2 separate regions of the Homo sapiens genome follow, and region 1 is linked to region 2. The links are chromatin loops, found by intact Hi-C in ENCODE. Cell type or tissue: HCT116. All regions are shown on one strand. Each heading gives the region's core, and the rest is flanking DNA. Links, peaks and the distances in the headings are about the cores only. Region 1 has its middle 50 kb from the start of KDR. Region 2 overlaps PDCL2 (phosducin like 2).

What was found. Hi-C counts contacts between places; a loop is a spot of excess contacts. Peaks named below come from ENCODE experiments on the same cell type or tissue, not always from the same donor. Only the 100,000 strongest peaks of a DNase experiment are listed, where the experiment ranks them.
Region 1: it touches region 2 in a loop (7-fold over the local background); 11 of 110 quality-filtered maps call a loop at or near these places.

Annotation. Positions count from the first base shown.
Region 1 is chr4:55,170,236-55,181,825 of GRCh38, forward strand. No RefSeq gene overlaps it. Among named protein-coding and RNA genes, the nearest start is that of KDR, 50 kb to the left of the region's middle. RefSeq lists enhancers at 1-325, 5,260-6,459. In HCT116, for the core only: a CTCF peak has its summit at 5,984; DNase peaks (open chromatin) are centred at 5,656 and 5,886; H3K4me3 peaks cover 3,390 bases; H3K27ac peaks cover 1,322 bases.
Region 2 is chr4:55,547,509-55,559,098 of GRCh38, forward strand. It overlaps PDCL2 (phosducin like 2), which reads right to left. Exons shown (of 6, transcript NM_152401.3): 6 at 9,011-9,203. The coding sequence ends at 9,049. LOC124900704 (a long non-coding RNA gene) reads left to right here. Exons shown (of 2, transcript XR_007058122.1): 2 at 108-381. Among named protein-coding and RNA genes, the nearest start is that of CLOCK, 6.4 kb to the left of the region's middle. In HCT116, for the core only: a CTCF peak has its summit at 7,151 (motif pointing left); DNase peaks (open chromatin) are centred at 2,583, 3,325 and 7,133; H3K4me3 peaks cover 556 bases; H3K27ac peaks cover 1,973 bases.

The DNA.
Region 1 (11,590 bases), core at 1,827-9,826, 380 kb before region 2:
AAGTGACCCCGAGTTTTGGCTTTTCTAGGTATAGATGGAATCATACATACATAGACTTTTGTGTTTGAGTTCCATTGCACATAGTTTTTTTTGTTTTGTTTTTTGTTTTTTGTTTTTAAGATACAGTCTCACTGTGTTGCTCAAGCTGGAGTACAATGGCACGATCTTGGCTCACTGCAACCTCTTCCTCCTGGGTTCAAATGATTCTCGTGCCTCAGCCTCCTGAGTAGCTGGGAATATAGGTGAGTGCCACCACACCCAGCCACTGCACACAGCTTTTGAGTCATCGATGTCATTATGTGTATTTATGCTTTGTTCCTTTTAATTGCTGAGTAGTACGACATCACATGAATATACCACAATTTGTTTTTCCATTCATGAGTTCATAAACATTCGAGTTGTTTTCATTTTTTTGCTCTGAATATTCACGTACATGGCTTTTGTGTGGGCATGTTTTCATTTCTTTGGGATAAACAGCTAGAAGTGGGATTGGTGGGTCATATGTTAAGTGTCTGTTTAATTTTATAGTAAACTGCTAATGTTTTCCAAAGTGGCTGTACCATTTCACATTTGCGTATATCTCATTATAACTATTTTTAAAAAGGAAAAACTGGCCAGGCGCACTGGCTCATGCCTGTAATCCCAGCACTTTGGGAGGCTGAGGCAGGTGGATCACAAGGTCAGGGGATCGAGATCATCCTGGCTAACACAGTGAAACCCTGTCTCTACTAAAAATACAAAAAAAAAAAAAAATTAGCCGGGCGTGGTGGCAGGTGCCTGTAGTCCCAGCTATGCAGGAGGCTGAGGCAGGAGAATGGCGTGAACCTGGGAGGTGGTGCGGTGAGCCGAGGTGCAGTGAGCCGAGGTGCAGTGACCTCAGTGCAGTGAGATGAGATCACACCACTGCACTCCAGCCTGGGCAACTGAGCGAGACTCTGTCTCAAAAAATAAATAAATAAATAAAAATAAAAAGGAAAAACTGGGGGCCAGGTGCAGTGGCTTATACCTGTAATCCTAGCACTTTGGAAGGCCAAGGAGGATGTATCGATTGAGCTCAGGAATTTAAGACCAGCATGGGAAACATGGTGAAACCCTGTCTCTATAAAAAATACAAAAGAATTAGCCGGACATGGTGGCACCCAGCCTGTGGTCCCAGCTATTCGGGAGGCTGAAGTGGGAGGATCACTTGAGCCCAGGAGGTGAAGGTTGCAGTGAGCAGAGATCACGCCACTATACTCCAGCATGGGTGATGGAGTGAGACCCTGTCTCAAGAAAAAAAAAAAACAGCAAATTTCATCCCATTTGAATAAAGTAGATGTAAATATAATTGCACAGCTAAGGAAAGAAATGGGGGTCGGGCACGGTGGCTCACGCCTATAATCCCAGCACTTTGGGAGGCCAAGGCGGGTGGATCACAAGGTCAGGAGTTCGAGACCAGCCTGACCAACATGGTGAAACCCCATCTCTACTAGAAATACAAAAATTAGACAGGCGTGAAGGTGCGCACCTGTAATCCCAGATACTCAGGAGGCTGAGGCAGGAGAATCGCTTGAACCCGGGAGGCGGAGGTTGCAGTGAGCCGAGATCATGCCATTGCCTTCCAGGCTGGGTGACAAAGCGAGACTCCATCTCAAAAAAAAAAAAAAAAAAAAAAAGAAATGAGAATAATACACACCTTTTTTTTTTTTAATAGCAGTTACCTCTGCAGCGTGGCATGAGAGGGACCAACAGAGGCACTCTTCTCATATTTGTCTAAGTGGCTAGAGTTATGAATCTTTTTCTTCTCATCTTTAAGTGATTTTCAAATAAATTAAAACATTAATTTTACTTGAATCTGACACTGTATTGGAAAGGGACTTCCTTCTTTCCTAGGGCCCCCTACAAAACAGATGTTGAGGCTCCAAGTCCCCTGAAGAGTCTGGAGAGACATTACTGGTGCTGCAGAAGGACTTTTCAACATTCCACAAAGCCTAGGAGAAATGATGGGTTTGCTGGTAATAAGGCTGCTTAGAAGAGCTAAGACAACTTGTGTTCCACTTGTAGCTAGAATTACATCAATTCAGTGTGGTAACCTTGAGTACCTCAGGCTGATAAGACATTCAGAAGAGTAGTTTTATTTTTCTACAAATTATGATTAATAATTTTTAAAGAAAGAAAACAACTCTTGGCTTAATAATTGTGCTTTGGCGTACAAAGCCTTTCAAAACACAAACACAGCATTCAGTGGATTAATAAAACGGGGACCAACAGGTCAACAAGTGGTCACTGTCTGGTGGTAGTGCTGCCATTTTTAAGCTTTCAAAAACCCCTAGGATGTTCCCTTTATCAAAGGAAATGAAGGCAACTCCTCTTGGCTGTTCCTGCCTGATACTACAAACTTTTTAAAGGCTTCAAGTCAGGTAGCAGTTTTTGCCAATTAATGACTTGATAATCTCCAGGTCTAATGTAACCTTGCCATGATCTCTCTTTTATTTTCACCAGATAGAGAGTAATAAATAATACATGTAACCTAACCTATTGGCTTTGTCCACTCTCATAAGTAATCCTGGCTCCTTCTCCCTGCTGCGGCCCCTGGTCTTGGCCCCTGCCTATTCAGCCCAGCATGTCTGAACATTTAGTCATCTCTTCAGAGCCACACTTCCAGGAAAAGGCTATTGTTCCTGCATTTCCTGATCGCTTACTTCCTGTCATTTTTTTCAAAAGAGAATCAAAACTGTTCTAAAATCACACAAAGGTTCTTCTCTACTTCACAGTTGTAGTTTATTATATTGTCATCATTTACTTGATTTGGGGGCCATTTAAATACACCATGACCTGCCTGACCTGATCAGCAGTGTCCCTGAGTCACAGGTAGTTTCTACATGAGCCCCAGTATGAACACTGCCTTGTTTTCAATCACACGTGCATGCAGCTTAAACTTGTTTTTCTCCAAGACCTCAAAGAAATTTCTAATAGTACCCACATTATTGACTTTACACCAATGACCCATCTGATGAAGAAAAAGATCAGGGACAGAGAGGGCGAGCATCTTCCTAAGCTGGGGAGGAAGTGGCAGGCAATGAAGACATGGAAATGTCTCCTCTCTGCTCCAGCCCTTCCTCAACTCACACAAAGAAAAGAACTGATCAAAATGAGTTTTGCTGCCCAGAAGAGACTGAGTCGCTAGAAGGGAGAAAATGACAGGGAGGGAGCTCAGGAAATAAAAAACCTGGGTTTTGACTGGCACACACATGTACAATACACATACAGGTGTGTATATACATGCACACACATACATACACATGCACATACATACATACATACACACCACACACACATACATATTTAAGAGCTTCCTTTGTGCCAGGCACTGTGCTAAGTATTTATATACAATATCCTGATTAATTTTGACACCTTCCCATGGGGTAGGTACCTTTATTCTCCACATATTACATGTCAATATTACATATGAATGAACTCATCCAAGTTCACACAGCTAGTACAACAGCTGAGCCACAGTTAACTCATGCTTTATCTAACAGCAAAGTTGTATAACTCACCCCTCTATTTGCTAGCTGTGTGATTTCTGATGAGTCACTTAACTGTTCTGAAGTTCAGTGTCCTCATCTATAAAACGGCAGTAACAAAGCCTACAAAATCTGCTTCCATATTGTGTTGAGAATTAAATGAATTTATGTGTATATTTACCACACACAAAGATATATTTCTCTTCTTTACCTCAGTTTTGGTTGGCTTTTGGTAAAATGCTTATTATGACTGGGTTATTGTAAAAATTAAAAGAGGAAACATGAAAACACTTTGGAAACCATAATTAATCATTGTTATTCTCAGATATGGTTTTTCTTTTTTGTGTGTGTGGTTATTTTGTGTGTGTGTGTGTGTGTGTGTGTGTGTGTGTGTGTGTGTGTGTGTGATGGAGTCTTACTCTGTTGCCCACACTGGGGTGCAGTGGCGCAATCTCAGCTCACTGCAACCTCCCCTCCTGGGTTCAAGTGATTCTCCTGCCTTAGCCTCCCAAGTAGCTGTGATTACAGGCACCTGCCACCCGCCCATCTAATTTTTGTATTTTTAGTAGAGACAGGGTTTCACCATGTTGGCCAGACTGGACTCAATCTCTCGACCTCAAGTGATCCACCCACCTCAGCCTCCCAAAGTGCTGGAATTACAGGCGTGAGCCACCACACCCAGCCTCAGATATGTGTTAAACAAAGATATATGACCAGGTAGTCTAGATTAACTATATATCATAATTTACCAGTTGTCAGATGGGCAAAGATAAAAATGTTTGAGAATATACTGTGTTAGAAAATGGAAGGGAAATGAGAACACTCATACATTGCTTATGGGTGTGTAAATTGTCACATCCTCTAAGGAGAGAAACTGGATTACATTTCTCAAGGTTAACCATGTAAATAATTTTTTTTTTAAATGGAATCTCGCTCTGTGGCCAGGCTGGAGTGCAGTGGTGCAATATCGGCTCACTGCAACCTCCAATTCCCTGGTCCAAGCGATTCTCCTACCTCAGCCTCCTGAGTAGCTGGGATTACAGGCACGAGCCACCACGGCCAGCTGATTTTTGCATTTTTAGTAGAGCCGGGGTTTCACCATGTTGGCCAGGATGGTCTCCAGCTCCTGACCTCATGATCCACCCACCTTGGCCTCCCAAAGTGCTGGGATTATAGGCATAAGCCCCCACACCCAGCCATAAATATTCTTTGACCCAGTTTTTCCAACTCCTTAAGTGTGAAAAAGACAAGTTTATTTATTATAGTATCGTGTAAAAATTTGGACGGAAAAGTTGGAAACAATCTGAAGGTCCAGCAACAAGAGCTGCTTCTATAAATGAAGTTTTTTACAACAAAATACCATAAATCACTACTTTTAAAAATCTCTTTATGTAGTGATGTAACACAATTGCCAAGACACATTGCTAAGTGGAAAAAAGGGTGCAGAACAGCGTTTCTATTATGCTATGGCACATGCCTGCGTTGCTCACGCACACACACACTCCCCTGTGTATGTGTATTCTTATTTATGTATAGACCAGGACTGTGTGATAGAAATATAATGCAAGCAACAAATGTAAGCCACATGTGTAATTTTAAATGCCCTAGTAGCACAAAGAAATTAAACAGATAAAATGCATTTAATGATATCCAAACTATTATCAACATGTCAACATGCAATCAATATAAGAATTATTTATGAGATGTTTTACATTCTTTCTTTCATAAGACTTTAATACGGTATGCGTTTTACACTTGTAGCACATCTCAATTCAGATTAGCCACATTTCAAGTGTTGTATGGCTACACACAAGTCAGCACACATGGCCACAGCTACCTTATTGGACGTTAAAGGCATAGTCGTCTCCACAAGAAAATGGTAACAGCAGTCACCTCTGGAGAGAAGAACCTCTCTGGATACCTGGGTAAGAGGAAGAACTGCTCTTCATTCTATGCCTTTTTGAGCTTTTCAAATTTCATGCCTTGTGCATTGCCTTTTCTGAATAAAATGAGTAAAACAGTTTTACAGCAATTCTTTACAGTAACTTCTTATTCACTCTGCCATACAAATAGGGACGGATGATTCATACAATGTGAGGACAATTATCAGCAACCAATGACTCTTTCTTACTCCCTGGAGTCTTGTCATTGCTTAGTAATTTAAGGAATCCGTCTCAGGGACAAGCAACAGTTTGCCACTGAGAGAATGGAGTCAGGTTGGGGACACATTCCCAAACTGGAAATTCATCAAATTAGAAACAGGGTTTTGTAACTAATTTATAGCTGAGAAAATGAAATACGAAAGGATCCTAGCTGGTGGGGATCCTCTCACACATCCCTACCATGAGCTCAGAGAAGCCTCCATGTCAGGACACAGCCGGAAACTGCAGGGGGCACGTGAAGGCAAAGACAGGAAGAAGAGGACAGGAAGGAGAGGTGAGGAAAGAGGAGGTTTCCATAAACAGGAAACCACCAGGTGGCCTTTTCACCTCTTAAATCTTGAGGGAGACAAGCGGAGAACCCCACTCCCAACCAAGAGAGAGGACCTACCGTTTCCCAATCAGCGGAATGTGGAAATGCTCAACAGGACTGAAGTGAGGTTAAACTCTCTTCCTCTAATTCTTCCCCGAGTGGCAAGGTGGGTTATCAGGAGGGAGAAAGAGCAGGGTGGATGGGTGGGTTGATGGGAAGGGACATGGGATGCATCCGTGGGATTTCACAGATGCTGGCAGGACATAGGATGGAGTGGGGCAGTAGTCAAGGCAAGAGCTGTGGCTGTGTAGAAATATCAGCGATCAGGACACTCATCAAGGCATTGTTCATGACCTGATCACACTGAAGACTGCCTCGATGCTTTCATTTGGAGGGTATTTGTGATGTAATTCAGGGTTAAAAGCAAATTTTAAAACAATAGGACACTGTAATTTCACTCGTAGAAATAAACACACACACACATATAACACCTACAGTCACATGACTGGACAGATATTTATTAAAACAAAAAGGGAAGTGATGGGACTAGAGATGTTTGCTGATTTTCCTTTTAGCTTACCTGTATTTTCCAGAGTTTTCACCAGTGAGCTCATATTCATTAGCAATAATGTGGAGGGGGTCACAGATTTCTCTCACAACCGTTGGACATACAGAAAAGAGGGAGTTTCCTTATTTGAACTGTAACTAACCCATTCTTCTTTACAATCCCCAGTTGTCAGAGGAGAAACATTAAGTTTTCATCCTGTCTACTTTAAAATATAGCTCAATCCAGTACACAAAATAGTCCATCTAGAATATGCACTGTCTGGTTTCACAGCCGCTAATGCCTCTTTAATTTTAAATGTGAACACTTAAAATTTAATTCCCCACACACTTATCCTATTTGACTTCCCTTTTATTTCTTAAAATAATTATCAAAAAAATGAGGTTTATTTTCACTGCTCTTTACTCAGAAATAGTTTAGCTCTCTTCCTAGATGTCCTTAGAAGTCGAATAATTAGAAGTTGATTTTTAACTTATATGTGTTCTATGATTTTTAAAATGTAAAAATAGATATACAAGGGAATTGTGACTCAGAGAATATACAAATAACTGTGTTAGCATGTAAGGATTAGGAGGGGTACTGTTTTTCTATTTTAAATTCTCTTTTAATGTTATTATATTATTTTTACAATTAAAAATGTTTAAAATAAAAAATAATAATAATTCCTATCACTGGGTACAGGTCTAGCGTTTCATAGCTACACACTACTCATGGCTACATATTATATATTCAGAATGTTTTTATCATCCCAGAATGCCCTATTGGATACAGCTGCTCCAAACAGTGCTGGATCTCAGATTTCTCCACCATCACCCTTGGCTGACTAGGTCTGGGTAAGGTCTGGATGTGTGGAGAATGAGTGTAGCTCCCCTTCCTCCCTTCCTTCTGGCTTTGGTGGGCAGGAACCCTGTGGTCTGGTGCTAGTCTTTAGTGAGGCCGGATGCCTCGACCTTGGAGCCCTTCCGTGGTCTTTGCTACCATACAAATATCCCTGTCTCAACTTCCTGGCTTCAGGGGTCTTACAGAGGCCCAGTCTGTATGTGTCCCATTGACATAGCTCCCTAGTCTCCTTAAGAAGGCCTGGGGCTTGCAGAAGGAAGTGAGCCAGGCTTGCTCACCTGACCACCTTCTGGGACCTACGCAATAGTCTGGGCCTGTGGGCTTCTCTGGACTCCCTGTCACCCCAGCCTCAGCATCTCCAGACACTGGGAACTCTATTCCCCCAGAAGCCTACCACAACCACGTCTGATTACATCTGCATACTACCACATTTTTCCCGAGTCTGATGCATTGAGGGACTCTAAAGAGACTACAATTTTCCCAGGCTGTGCCCAAGAAGTAGGGGCAAGGCCCCAGCCCTCAGACCCCCTGAGACTTCTCTGGCTGGTGGTGCGCATCTCCTCTTCCAGAAGTTTCAACGCAGTGGGGGACAGGCCCAGGTGCCCGCTTCTCACCTCTCTCCCTCTCCTTTTCTCTTAACTACTTTTCTTCTTCCCATAGCTCCTCAGAGATGAAACAGGATGGGATATTCATTGACTATTCAGTGTCATAACGGCAGAGCAACAAGACTGGTAACCAGGCTTTCTCATCCCTAGTTGAAAAAGCAAGGCCTTTTCCTTTGTGTATTTTAGAGGGAAATCAAGGAATTTTTAAAATTCCTCCTCAAAACAATGGCTGGCTTGTAAGGCCATTGTCTTCCCACAGAATGCGGTTTTATTTTCAGTGGAGGCGGGGATTATTACTTGCACCTTTGTCTTTGCATTCTATATGTAAGATTTCTAATCTCCACATCCTCCACTTGTGTTTTCCCACCCCACCCATGCAGGCAGAGGGAAGCCCTGGTCCCACGAAGGCACAAATCATTTCCTCAAAAAGATTAACCAGAAACAGCACATGAGCAAGTTTCAAATCGTCACACCCATTACAATAAGGAAGACACAATTTTCATTTTTACATTTTTTATGACAGCTGTTGGCTCAGGCTAATCAGAAACTATCTTTAGAGAGGAGGTATTTCCCAAGGTCACATGTTTTAATATAATTAGCGTGAGATCAAATGGATGTTAAGGAGTTGGCATCCAAAATCTCCACCACACTACTGGCCTTGTGACCAAAAAAATCCAAATTCCAAAACACTTTTGGTCCGAACACTTTCAGATAAGGGATACTCAGCCCTTAGTGACTCAGGAAATAACCCATGATAATAATATTACTATACTACTACTTACCAATAACAATGACAACATAAACAGAAGAAGTCTTAAATCAGAGGATAACAGTAATAGTAATAGCCTAGTTTTTGTTTCTAGGCCAAGGATTATGGTTTAAAATGGACATAAGCAGTACCATTAAGTGGTTTTATTTCATAGAATCTCTAAATGCAGTAGAATCACAGGGCTGACAGAAGCCTTAGAGACCACTTCCCCAACTCCCCATGCAACATTCATATGTCCTGACAGCAGTAACAAGCTCTTCTCCAAACTCTGCTTGAATATCTCCACAGAAGAGAAGCTCACCACTCCCACAGGTGATTTTTTTTCTTCTGAGTTCTGATGGTTCTAATTCTCTTCCTTACATTACGTATTACTTTCTCTCATTATAACTTTTTCCCATTTATTCATTTTTTAAAAAGTTGTTCATGACTAATCAAACACAGCAGTTTGTAAAGCATTACAAAGGTTTATAAAGTAAAAATTAAGGTTCCCCCACTACGTCCCACCAGATTCTATTCCCCAGAGGTGATCAGATTCTTTATACAATTAATTTTTTGTTTTTTTGTTTTTTGTTTTTTGTTTTTTTGGGACAGAGTCTCGCTCTTTCGCCCAGGCTGGAGTGCAGTGGCGTAATCTCGGCTCACTGCAACCTCCACCTCCTGGGTTCAAGTGAGCATGTCCGGCTAATTTTTGTATTTTTAGTAGAGATGGAGTTTCACCATGTTGGCCAGGCTGGTCTCGAGCTCCTGACCTCAAGTGATCCACCCACTTCGGCCTCTCAAAGTGCTGAGATTACAGACATGAGCCACCGCGCCCAGCCAGATACTTTATATACTTCTGACAACAGGGCTTGTTTCCTTTAGTATTGCATTGTAGACATAGTTCCATATCCTAGATTGATAGCTCTGAACGGACAGGCTACAATTCATCTAACACATTCCCCATAGGTAGGTCTCCAACTGGCCCCAGTTTGGCCTTTTAGTGTCACTTGGAAGAGTCTTAGTTTTTAAAACATTTAAAGTCAGCTATCATGTCGTCACTGAACTTTCTCCAGGCCAAACATCCTGCGTTCCTAACATCATTTCTCATATGATGTGGTTCTAGATTCCTCCATATATGCTGCACTTTTTCTGGGTCCCCAGACTCCAACAGCAGGTTCCAAGGCAGCAGCTTTGGCCATTGCAGAATGAGAGAGGCCGTGCCTCAGTTTCTGCCGGAAGACCTAAGGGACTGCTCATTTGCCAGGCAGCTGGGTTCCCTCATCATTTGCAGTTGGGTGACCAAATCATTTCTTTTCTAAACCTCAACACTTTTGAGAGTGGGAGGTATACAAGTTGAATGGGACATGGAGAACCCAGGACCTTCCAGGGTGAAATAGCCATTTTTCATGCAAAAGTTGAAGTCAGTTAAAACTTGAAGGAGTTTCTTTTTTACACCAACTGCTTTTAAACTAAGCTCTCAGGTTAGTTTAGCAACATACTCAATAGAGGCAAAAATGGCCTAATTTGAAGGTAGATTTGGTTTTTGAAAACAGTCAATCTTTATCACATAGAGGAAACATGAGAGACCAACTGCTCTAGCTTCCTTTATGGTGAAGAACAAGACCCAGAGAGGTAAAGGGTCATGGTTTAAGGTAATTCCATTGATTAGTGACATCTTTATTTAAGAGGGGAAAAAAGGTATTGAAGATATAGAACCAAAATTCAAACCAGCAGCTATGTGTATGATGTGCCTGTCACAATGCTAGGGTTTTTAAACATATTTTTATTAAATCAGTATTAATTGAGCACTTACTATATGCAAGCCACTGTGTAATATGCTTGGGAGGAAATCCCTGTCCTCAAACAGTTCACCAATGTCTTCACTCATGTAACCTATCAATAAACCAGCAGGGTCAATATTCACATTTCATTTTGGGATATATGTGAATGGATAGGAGGAAGGCACATGCATAAGAAGAAATGGAGACTCAGAAAAATGAACTTATTTGCCGAAAGTCACAAAACAAGTAAGTGGGAGAGCAGAATTCTGACTCCCTGCCTTACACTAGAAATCACACCACAGTCTGCTCCGTGCTAGCATCGAGTTTGGCCTTGGGAAACCTGGTGGAGCCTCAGGATTGCACCTTGATTGGTGCATGGGGTCTGTGAGTCACAGCAGAGGGGGTGGTGACCTCTATAAACTCTTGCTACCAATGACTACACCCCTCACAGAGGGATTGTCTACTAGTGAGAAAAACCATAGTCTGCTTTAGATTCCTGATGTTATTGTAAGTAGGGAAGACCATTACACACTGTACAAAGACATGTTTAACATAACAACAGCCAGCATTTGTAAAGGATCTTTGCAGATTTCTAAGTGTTTTCACATGCCTCATCGCGTTGAATCTTTACTACCCTAACAGATGTGCAGCCATCATTTTCCCCTACAGACCAGCCAGCGAGGCTGGAGGGTGAGGCAACCTGCCCAAAATTCCAGAAGTCGTGGACAAGAGCCAGTATACCAACCCAGGCCTTTTTCTCTATTGTAATTAATTAACTATCTCCAGCTATTTCATTAGCAACACAGTATGGAAGGTCCTTATAGAGGGACAGCATGGAATACCCTCATGTTATTGGTTGATTGTGGTTTATGGAAGTAATGCTATTCCTTCTTAAGATGCCTTCAGGATCGTTTCAACTGTAAGGGAATATTCAATCCTCCCATCCCAGGCTGAGTCGTCATCAGAGCGAACAAGCAGCCTGGCTCAAGTTTCCTTCCTTGGTGTTTTCTTATCTGTCTCCCACCAATGGCTTAGCCTGTATGGGTGAGTGGGGTCAGGAAGTGGCATACAGT
Region 2 (11,590 bases), core at 2,348-10,347:
TGGGGAGACAGGGCATGCGCCCTCGGCCAGAGGAGGGAAGCGAAAGGAGGTCGGGATTTATTTGCTCATTTGGAGATTTTTCCCTTGCCCTTTTATTAAAAATCAAGTGACAGTGTAATGGAAGATGGAGAATGAAGCATCAGAAATAAACCAGGACCCTAATTTGCATGGATTTCCTCGTTGGAACAACGTGTGACTACTACTTATCTTCGGGAAATTACTTATCTTGATGCGTTAAGGCACATTTGGTCCACATGAGAAAGCACATTTCAGTGCTTCTACTGGAAAAGAGATCTTTACAGTCTTAATTCCTAGTAATTCCTATGTTTTAATGAATATCTTTTGGATTTGAAATAAAAGCCATCTTTTTCTTTCAAAAAATGCACTTTTCTGGCCGTAAAATCCTCCCTTTAAAGTAACAGTCACCTCAGTAAACATTTTCAATTCTTGCTGTATGCTCTGGGCAAAAGAACATCAAACTGAAGCACTTATTCAGATCCTTGATCCTGCACCTAAGGATTTTTCTTTCAGGAGTGGGAAAACATGATTTGTTAATTTACCCCATCATATAGCAGAAGATATTTTGGTCGACATTTTTGCCTGTTCAGCATTCATTCCCTATTCTGATAATTTCTTTTGAAGAACTATCATTTATCCACTCTCAGTCCATATGGTCTGAGCAGGACACAAGGGGAAGGCATATTTGAGTTTAATCCTCGGTTGCAAACTACGGTTCCTAAGAAGGGTGTTACGTCTTTACCAATGGGTTTAAATCTGGGAGAATGGAGACCTGGAGCCATCTTTCCACACGTGAATTCTGAGAAAGAAGGCAACACGGAAAAAAAGCAGATTTGAAGACAGGTTTGGCCTAAAGACATGTTTGAGGCCTGGAAACAAATGTAGATTAGATTCCTCTGGAAATTTCGTTAAACCAGTCAGTAAATTCTTGCATCTGTTTTATTGCTTAAACCAGTGAGAGGTTTTCTTTCACATGTAATCAAGAGTCCCGACTGACAAGAGGTAGGTAGCAAGACGGAGGCAAAGTTATTAATACTGATAAGGTAGGTTGCAGCCAGACAAGAGAGGGCTTGAATGCTTTCCCTAGGATGGATTTTTGAATTTTATTCTAGAGACACTGATCCCTCCTTATATTCCCCATCATCTAGAACATATTATCTTCAAAATACCTTTGCCCTTTTTAATGATTTCATTGTCCTCTCAGTCACCAAGATCAAACCATGTCCATCTTTGACTCCTCCCTCTTTCACTGTATTTAATTATTTACCAAGACCTGTTGATAATCCCCCGTTTTTCTGCTCAGTCCTCTCTCACTGCTTGAACATTTCCCATGGTTCAGTTCACAGCTTCTCCTTTCTCCCACATTCTCTCCAAGAAAAGAAAAAATGTACTGGATATGTCTTTTTTTTGAGACAGATTTTTTGAGACAGAGTCTTGCTCTGTTGCCCAGCTGGAGTACAGTGGCATGATCTCAGCTCACTGAAACCTCTGCCTCCCGGGTTCAAGCAATTCTTGTGCCTCAGCCTTCCAAGTAGCTGTGATTACAGACTCCCACCACCACACCAGCTAATTTTTGTATTTTTAGTAGAGATGGGGTTCCACCATGTTGGCCAGGCTGGTCTTGAACTCCTGGCCTCAAGTGATCCACCCACCTCAGCCACCCAAAGTGCTGGGATTAACAGGCGCGAGCCACTGTACCCAGCCTGTATTGGATATTTCCAATAGCTTTTCCAACTTCCAGATCCCACATTTCCATAAAACAAAAATCCTGCCTCATAATTTCATAGCTCCTAAATTTATATTCCATAGCCTTAAACATAATTTCAGATATTCTGTTCACCCTTTCTTGTGAACCTTGCTATCATTTAAACTGAGTATTTCCAACTCCTCTGTCAACTGATTTCCCCCAGTTGGTAGGCAACGTATCATAGTGGTTAAGAGTACAAAATTAGGATCTTAACTGCCTGGATTTAAATCATAGCTTCACCACTAATATTCTGCATGACTTTAAGCAAGTTATTTCTCTGTTCTTTAATTTCGTCATCTTTAAAATGGGATAATTACAATCCTATCTCATAGCTTAACCGAGACAGTGTGTGTGTCTGTGTGTGTGTAATTTTATCTGGTACATAAGAAATCCCATAGAAATGTTGGCTATTCTTGTCAATGATGTTCCTTTTTGGGTAATTTTCATGTCTCTTTTGCTCTAATTCTTGCCCTAACTCCTATGTCCCATCAGTCACAAAGTCATATCTGTTCTTTCATAGTAACTCATCCATTCATTGACATTCCTAGTTTTACTACCATACTTTAAGGTGAATTGGAGAACAGGAAGCTTTAAGATATGCTTAATAGAGAATATAAGGTTAAGTATTTTTTTAAAGCTTGCATAGTTTATTCAGTTACTCATATTCTTTCTAATCCCTTTAAAATGGAACTACAAAACCCTGCCTCATAGTTGAGGTAGTATTATAGACTTTGTGGTCAAAACTCTTGGCTTAAATTCTGACTCATGCTGAGAGATAGTGAGCAAATCAAGTAATTCCTCTGAGCTTCAGGTACTTATCTGTAAAGTTACAAGACTAGGCATTTCAGAGAACTGTGATGATCAAAGGTAAATTAAACTGCTACATAAAGGCTAGGTGGTGACGATGGTGGTTGTAAATCTTTACAATTTCTTGTTGGAACCCTAAGAATAGTTGAAATGACTCACAGATTTTTAACTCCAGCCTTCACTTCTCCCTTGGGCTCTATACACACGTCTGTTTATCTACCTGATGTCTCTTCTTCTGTATCACAAATATCTTGGATGCTTCTTTCAATCTATTCTCCACAGAGCAGTCAAATTATTTTGAAAATATAAGTGAAGTCACATTATTTTCTTCTAAAACCCCTTTTGTCATTTCCCATTACATACAAATTCCTAATTATGGTCACAATAACCTGTTTGATCTGGCCCCTCCCTACCTCTCCAACCTCATGTCTTACCATTTTTTTCCTTTTCCTGTGACACTCCAACCCAGAAACTGCCTTTCATTTCTTTGCTAATTTATCTCTGCTCTCAGGCTTTCATGCATGCTGTGCCCTTGCCTGGACCCCTCCTACCTTTTCTCATGGCTGGCTCCTTCTCAACCATCACATCTCAAAGATCTAACTACCCTATTTAAGTAGGTCTCCCTCCAACACCCCACCTGCCCCCCCACCACCAATAATATCCAAAGTTATTCTCTTCTGTTGTGTCCAGTTTCCCCCATAATACTTAAGTTTAAATTATGTATATATTAGTTATATGTATATATGATATTTGTTTTCTTATTAACTATTTTCCCTACCACCACAAGATAAACTCCAGAAGGGCGAGAACCATGTGTTTTCTTTGCCACTATACGTGTAGCATCCATTTCAATACCTCAGGTGAGCTGGGTAGAGTGACACGTACATGTAGTTCCAGCTGAGCCGGGAGGATTGCTTGAGCCCAGGAGTTAAGGAACAGCCTGGGCAATGTAGCAAGACCCCATCACTAAAATAAATTAATTAAAATTTAAAAATAAAAACCAGGTTGGGTGTGGTACCTCAAGTCTGTAATCCCAGCACTTTGGGAGGCCAAGGCAGGCAGATCACTTGAGGTCAGGAGTTTGAGACCAGCCTGGCCAACATGGTGAAACCCTGTCTCTACTAAAAAATACAAAAAAATTCGCCAGGTGTGGTGGTGCATGTCTATAGTCTGAGGCTTAGGCAGGAAAATCACTTGAACCTGGGAGGCAGTATCTGCAGTGAGCCCAGTTCGTGCTGCTGCACTCCAGCCTGGGTGACAGAGCAAGAGTCAGTCGAGGCAGGATAATCACTTGAACCTGGGAGGCAGAGGCTGCAGTAAGCCCAGATCGTGCTGCTGCACTCCACCCTGGGTGACAGAGCAAGTCTGTCTCAAACAAACAAAACCACCAATGCCTGAGGTGAATGAATGATTTAATGAGTGAATGAAATGCCAGAAAGATGATTTTTAGAATCATCTTTGTCCCAAATTATGACTGTAGGCAGATTATTGTCAAGGGGTAGCCTTAGTAATGTGCATGAAAGTGTGTCCGGAATTTATTCCTTCCGGTGGGTTCCTGGTCTCACTGACTTCAAGAATGAAACCATGGACCCTTGCAGTGAGTGTTACAGCTCTTAAAGATGGTGTGTCTGGAGTTTGTTCCTTCAGATGTTCAGATGTGTCCAGAATTTCTTCCTTCCAGTGGGTTTGTGGTCTTGCTGACTTCAGGAGTGAAGCCGCAGACTTTTACAGTGAGTGTTACAGCTCTTAAAGGTGGTGTGTCCGCAGTTTGTTCCTCCTGGTGGGTTCATGGTCTCGCTCACTTCAGGAATGAAGCTGCAGACCCCCACAGTGAGTGTTACAGCTCATAAAGGTAGTGTGGACCCAAACAGTGAGCAGCAGCAAGAGTTATTGTTAAGAGTGAAAGAACAAACCTTCCGCAGTGTAGAAGGGGGGGCCGAGCAGGTTGCTGCTGCTGGATTGGGTGCCAGCTTTTATTCCCTTATTTGGCCCCGCCCACATCCTGCTGATTGGTCCATTTTACAGAGCACTGATTGGTCCATTTTACAGAATGCTGATTGGTCCATTTTACAGAGTGCTGATGGTGCGTTTACAATCCTTTAGACACAGAGTGCTTTAGACATAGAGTGCTGATTGGTGTGTTTACAATCCTTCTTAGCTAGACACAGAATGCTGATTGGTGCGTTTTTACAGAGTGCTGACTGGTGCATTTACAATCCTTTAGCTAGACACAGAGCGCTGATTAGTGCATTTACAATCCTTTAGCTAGACACAAAAATTCTCCAAGTCCCCACCCAACCCAGAAGCCCAGCTGGCTTCACCTCTCAAAAGTACAAAAGAGAAGCAAACTAAAATCAGTCAGTGAAATATGATGTGACTAATACCGTTCTAGTGATTGAATACTTGAGAACCAGCAAGAATATGTAACACTAATAGATACAGCTAATACTTGTAAAAAAGATGCTGACTGAAATCTAAAATAGGGTACAAGTGCATGAAGTACCTCAACTTCTAAACAGCTGCCAACATTTGGGGTCAGATACCCACTCCTTCACCCAAGGATAAAAGTTGGACAAAAAGGGATCTACCATAGCCAAAACCTCCAACTCTCTACCCTCAGACCACATAAGTTCAACACTTGGCAAGAGGAAAAACACCTGACAGAATCACTGAAGCCAGGTTCCTGGGGTGTACTATGGTTTTTCCTTTCCTTTTTATGCCTCACCCTATCCCAAGTGAACAAGACTCCAACAGAATCAGCTAGGTGACTATGAGGGAGGGAGAGTGGCATCTCATTCACTATCAAACTTGCTGATATTGCCTTGTACCTACATGAAACAGGAAAAGAGTTGGAGAAATAGCTGGCCAGGGAGTGGGCTGAAATAAAGCAATCTGCAACATCTACCATGTGGTATAGCAAGGATACCGAGGATGTGTAAGTTTCTCATGGGTCAATCGATGCTGCGTAGAAAATGCTGTCCAGGTTTGAACTATCTTGATCCTGAAGGGGGAAAGAAATTCTAGCAGCAAGAGGCTGGATTTACTTCTGGGAGAGGAAACTAAGAGAGTTAGCAGAGATAGAGCTAAGACTGCTCCATCGCCTGTGTTGATCGAGGGACTGTGCAGTTGGGAAGCTGTTTCAGAGTTTCTAGGAGAACTCAATGTGCCCCATTAAAGAGTGAACATTTGGATGCAGTATTCATTGTACAGTTAAGGAAAATTTATCCCTTTCATCCCTATTCTCTCTCCCAGTCCCCAACACTAGAGGGATAGGCCCTGAAAGTGTTACTGATAGAGGGTCTTGACTGCAAGGTGTCCAAGTTCTTTGCGTTTTGAACTAAGAATTGGACAAAACGCCCCGCAAAGAAAGAATAAAGCAACTAAAGAACGAAAGCAGGGATTTATTGAAAATGAAAGTACACTTCACAGTGTGGGAGCCGGCGTGAGTAGTGGCTCAGAATCTTCTCCGGTCCAAATACCCGCTAGAGGCTTCCCATTGGCCACTTCATTTCATGAAGTGGTGGCTTGCAATTGGTCTGAGTGGTTGCCAAAAGCAAGCAATCAGAGGCTAAGGTGAAGTTACAAAGTTGCAAACGAACTCTCAGCCAGCAAGCAGTGTGATTGGTTGCAGACAGCCAATTTCCCATCTGCCACGCACAGAAGGTGGGGGTTTGCAAAGTAGCCTCTGGTCCTTTTGTTACTTAGGCATGGCAAGTTAGGGTTTTCCTTTAAATCTGGCTCTAAGAAGTTGGAGTGAAACAGCCTTAGGTTCCCTGCCTCCAGACCTTATTCTCCTGCCTCAAAAGGAGAGGGAAAAACTGGTTAAAAACCCCACCTTTCATCTTCAGAGTTGCTTAAGTCACGAGTTCAGCCAGAGAATGTTTGCTTGGAACTGACACTGGAGTGTTCAACTAGACAGACTTAATAACCCACACTGTGGGATGGGTAAAAGAAGTTGCTCAGGTTGTCTTTAAAGGATTTGCTGTGTAGTGCTTCTCGAATTTTAATGTGCGTGTCACCTGGAGATCTCATTAAAATGAAAATTATGATTCAGTTAGTCTGGGATGGGGCCAGAGATTCTGCATTTCTAACAAGCTCCTTAGGAATGCTGCTGATTCTAGGACCACATTTACCACATTTTGACAAAAAAGGCACTATAGAGAAGGGAGATTCAATAGAGCACACTTGGCAAAAATAGACAAAAATATTAGGATAAAATATCAATTTTTATAGATCAAAAAATGACTGAATATTGGCAATTAAAAAAACTAACTTTGTACCCCATTGAATATTCATTCAGTAAAATGGGGAACAATATTACATATTAAATAATTTCTGCATATCCTGACAAATATTTTTACCCTAGTCAAATGAGAATGTATACATGAAGCACTGTATGGAAGTAGTAGTGACCTGTGTTGGTAGGCATCAATCAGTCCTTGCTAAAAGAATGTGTGTGTGCACTTTGCTAAAGAGCGGGGCTGAAATCACAAGCAGTCAGTTCTAACATGATATAATTTTATTATTTTTACAAATGTCAAAGTCTCCAGAACTGTTTGTGGGTAAAAACTTACTGCCACCTGGTGGATCTGAGTTAAGACAAAGGGAAATAGATATCTTTTTTAAGCTCTCCTAAATACTATTATTATTTCCTTTGTTCTTTTAACTTTAAAAAGAAAACAAATATGTATTTACTTTTTAAAAGACTACATTTGGGGGAATTTCTGCATTTGGTTTCAATTGGAGGGGAAAATAATGTATATGAATGTTATTTTGATAAATATGGTTATATGCATTAGATGTTATATGCATTATAGGCATTAGAGTTACATTGTAACTTTAGAAGATGGCTCTTCCTTTCATTTCCACGGCTGTTTTTATCCTGAATAGTAACTTATCCATCCATTTCTGGAAGGTTCAGGAATTGGATAAATAAAACTAGATAATTACCTGAAGTGTGTGTAATGCTGTAATAAAGACCACTGTGTGTGACCTCTCTGAACTTTCCTCCATCTAGTCCCAAGATGTATCTCAGAAGAATTTTCCTAATCCTTCCCAGAATTAGATCAATTGATTTCACCTGGTGAAATAAATTCTCATTACCTTACTCAAATGTGTATTTAACTTTCCTTCCACTTCATGATTCTCTGTAGCCTCTAAGATCCCTAAACCCCCACCAATAGCAAGAAAGAGCCTTTTCTTGACTCAATGTTCAACTGCCTCAATTCTCACCAATTTATTTTTGTAATCTAGGCATTTAAACCTAGTCTAGATTCTCTTACAAATATCAGTGAACATCCATAATGAGAATTATGGATCATGAATACAAACAAAGTAGAAAAAAATCTGTTACTGAACTATTATATGCTGGATTTACCAACCTTTCCTCTAAAAGTGATGTTCATTATTATGCCAAGACGAAACATCCTATAGGCCTTCTGCAGTGTACTAATGTATATTTTCTCATGATGAATTCTTCTGTGATTACTGTTAAAATATAAGTCATCCTACAATATATTTTTCTCACCTCTGCTCAGGATTTAGAAACTTACATGGTGTAGTGTTCTAATGATTCTATACTTTAACTATTAATGAGAATACTTAGTAATTTTCTAACTTAATAGTAACTACTCAGAACGATAATAATGAATAGAGATGTTTTTTATGTACTTTTCAGAATCTATTAATTGCATTATGCTATTAAGTGGTTAATGTTTTAATAGGTAAGGGATTCCAAAGAAAAAGCATTATGGCCATAAATTTAAAACTTTTTACTTAAGTCTCTAGATTTTAAAATGTGTTGACTTAAATAAAATTTCATGGTTTTCTTACATTGCTTTAATTTGTAGTTCTCTTTGGAAGTGAGTAAGCAAGAAAGGTCTTGTAACATTTGTGTTTTTGTCCAACATGTGTTAGAAAAAGGATAAACCACAGAAAAATACCAAAGGCTTAACACAAATTCTGTTTTTTTGTTTTGTTTTGTTTTGTTTTGAGATGGAGTTACGCTCTTGTTGCCCAGGCTAGAGTGCAATGACGTGATATCGGCTCACCACAACCTCTGCCTCCTGGGTTCAAGCGATTCTTCTGCCTCAGTCTCCCAAATAGCTGGGATTATAGGCACGTGCCAAGACACCCAGCTAATTTTTGTATTTTTAGTAGAGACGGGGGTTTCTCCATGTTGGTCAGGCTGGTCTTGAACTCCCGACCTCAGGTGATCTGCCCGCTTTGGCCTCCCAAAGTGCTGGGATTACAGGCGTGAGTCACGACGCCTGGCCGCCAAATACTATTTTTTTCAGAGGCAATGAATATTCTGAAATGCCTGGAAATTTTTAAAATGACATATATGCCATAATTCTAATATAAAAATGAAAATAAAATAAATCTATTTATGACTTTTCTGATCCCTAATATAAAAGCAGTCATAAGTAAAACATTCAGTACACATATACTAAAAGCTATTTATTGAATATTTCTCTCTATTTGGTATCATTATCACTGTTGGAGCTATCACTGTCATCATGAATAGAAGTGTTTCTAATTGAAGATACCATCATATCTACCATGTCTTTTCTGGGGTTTTCTTCCAAATCAGTCTGTATTGCTCCAACTTCTGCTAGCTTCCATTCAAGTTCTGTAATAAATAACCCATCATTCAGTTAAAAATCTTGAAAAAATGAATAATTTTTCATCTATATGAAACAAGAGTTGACTCTTAGTAATATTACCATGGAAATGATGATATATTTATTTATAGGTTTTTTTTTCTTTTTTGAGACAGAGTCTCCCTCTGTCACCCAGGCTAGAGTGCAGTGGCACAATCTTGGCTCACTGCAACCTCCACCTCCCAGGTTCAAGTGATTCTCATGCCTCAGCCTCCTGAGTAGCTGCAATTACAGGTGCACGCCACCACACCCAGCTAAGTTTTGTTATTTTTTTAAGTAGAGTCAGGGTTTCACCATGTTGGCCAGGCTGGTCTCGAACTCCTGACCTCAAGTGATCCCCCTACCTTGGCCTCCCAAAGTGCTGGGATTACAGGCGTGAGCCACCACGCCCAGCCTGATGATATCTTTAGAACCGGGTGACAGTAAAAGTGCTACAATATCAAAATACACATTGGATACAGCAAAGTTATACTGAAAGGGAGAAATTATGGTTAAACTGGGTCTTAGTCTGTTTTGTGATAACAGAATACCTGTGACTTGAGTAATTTATAAAGAACAGAGATTTATTTCTTATACTTCCGGAGGCTGGGAAGTACATGGTTGAGGGGCCTGCATCAGGTGAGGGCCTTCTTGCTGAAGTTATCCCATGGCAGAATTCAAGTGAGTTAGAGAAGGTGAGTGAGAGAGAGCAAGACAGGGCTGAACTCACTTTTAAAACAAACCCATTCTCATGACAACAACTCCATTTCTGCAATAATGACATTAATCCATTCATGAGGGCAGAGACCTCATGACCTAATCACCTCTTAAGGTCCCACTTCTCAACACTGTTTTACTGGGGATTACTAATTTTGGGGGACACATTCAAATCATACCATTCCACCCCAGCCCCCAAAATTCATGTCCTCTCACATGCAAAAGACATACATTCTATCCCAGTAGCCCCCAAAGTCTCAACTTGTTCCAACATCAACTCAAAGGTCCAGAGTCTCATCTAAATCAGATATAGGTAAGACTCAAGACACAATTTATACTGAGGCACATTTCCCTCCAGCTGTGAGCCTATAAAATTAAACAAGTTGGCCGAGCGTGGTGGCTCACACCTGTAATCGCAGCACTTCGAAAGGCTGAGGAGGGCGGATCACCTGAGGTAAGGAGTTCAAGACCAGCCTGGCCAACATTGTGAAACTCCATCTCTACTAAAAATACAAAAAAAAAAAAAAAAAAAATTAGCTGGGCGTGGTGGCAGGCACCTGTAATCCCAGCTACTCAGGAGGCTGAGGCAGGAGAATCGCTTGAACCCAGGAGGCAGAGGTTGTAGTGGGCCGAGATCGAGATCGCGCCATTGCACTCCAGTTGGGCAACAGTGCAAGACTCCGTCTCAAAAAAAAAAAAAAAAGAATGAAGTGAAATTTTAATAAATGGTGTTGAAACAATTGCATTTTCTTACAGAAAAAAAGTAGACACATTCCTGATATGGTTTGGCTATGTCCTCACCCTAATCTCACCTTGAACAATAGTTCTTATAATCCCCACGTGTTGTGGGTGGGAGGTAATTGAATTATGGGGGTTGTTACCTCCATGCTGTTCTCTTGATACTGAGTGAGTTCTCATAAGATCTGATGGTTTTATAAGGGGCTTTTTCCCCACTTCACTTAGCTCTCATTCTTCTCCTTCCTGCTGCCATGTGAAGAAGAACACGTTTGCTTCCCATTCTGCCATGATTGTAAGTTTGCTGAAGCCTCCCCAGCCATGCTGAACTGTGAGTCAATTAAACCTCTTTCCTTTATAAATTACCCAGTCTCAGGTATGTCTTTATTAGCAGCGTGAAAATAGACTAATACAATACCTTACATCAAATGATACACAAAAGCCCAATGTTATTCAAGACCTAAGCTCAAAAATGAAACTTTAAAACTCTTAGAAGAAAGTATAGGAGAATATATTTTTCACCTTGGGAATACAGAAAGCTTTTCAAAAGAAAGCACGAAACATGCAAAGTAAAGAAAAAGATTAATAATTTTCACTATGCCAAATCATAACTTTTATCTGACAATTGAAATGATAAGCCATAACTGGTGAGAATATATTAGTAATACTATAAAAATAGTATCCAGAACTTTACATACACATTCATGCACACATACCCACTCTTATAAATCAATGAAACAACATATGCACACACACGCACTCTTATAAATCAATGAAAAAACACAAATGACAAAATGGACAAAGTATATAAACAGGAGAGGAAATCAGAATGACCAATGCATATGAAAAAATCCATAACCTCACTTGTAATCAGGGAAATCCACATTTAAACAATGAAATGATACCAACTTCATATCCATCAGAT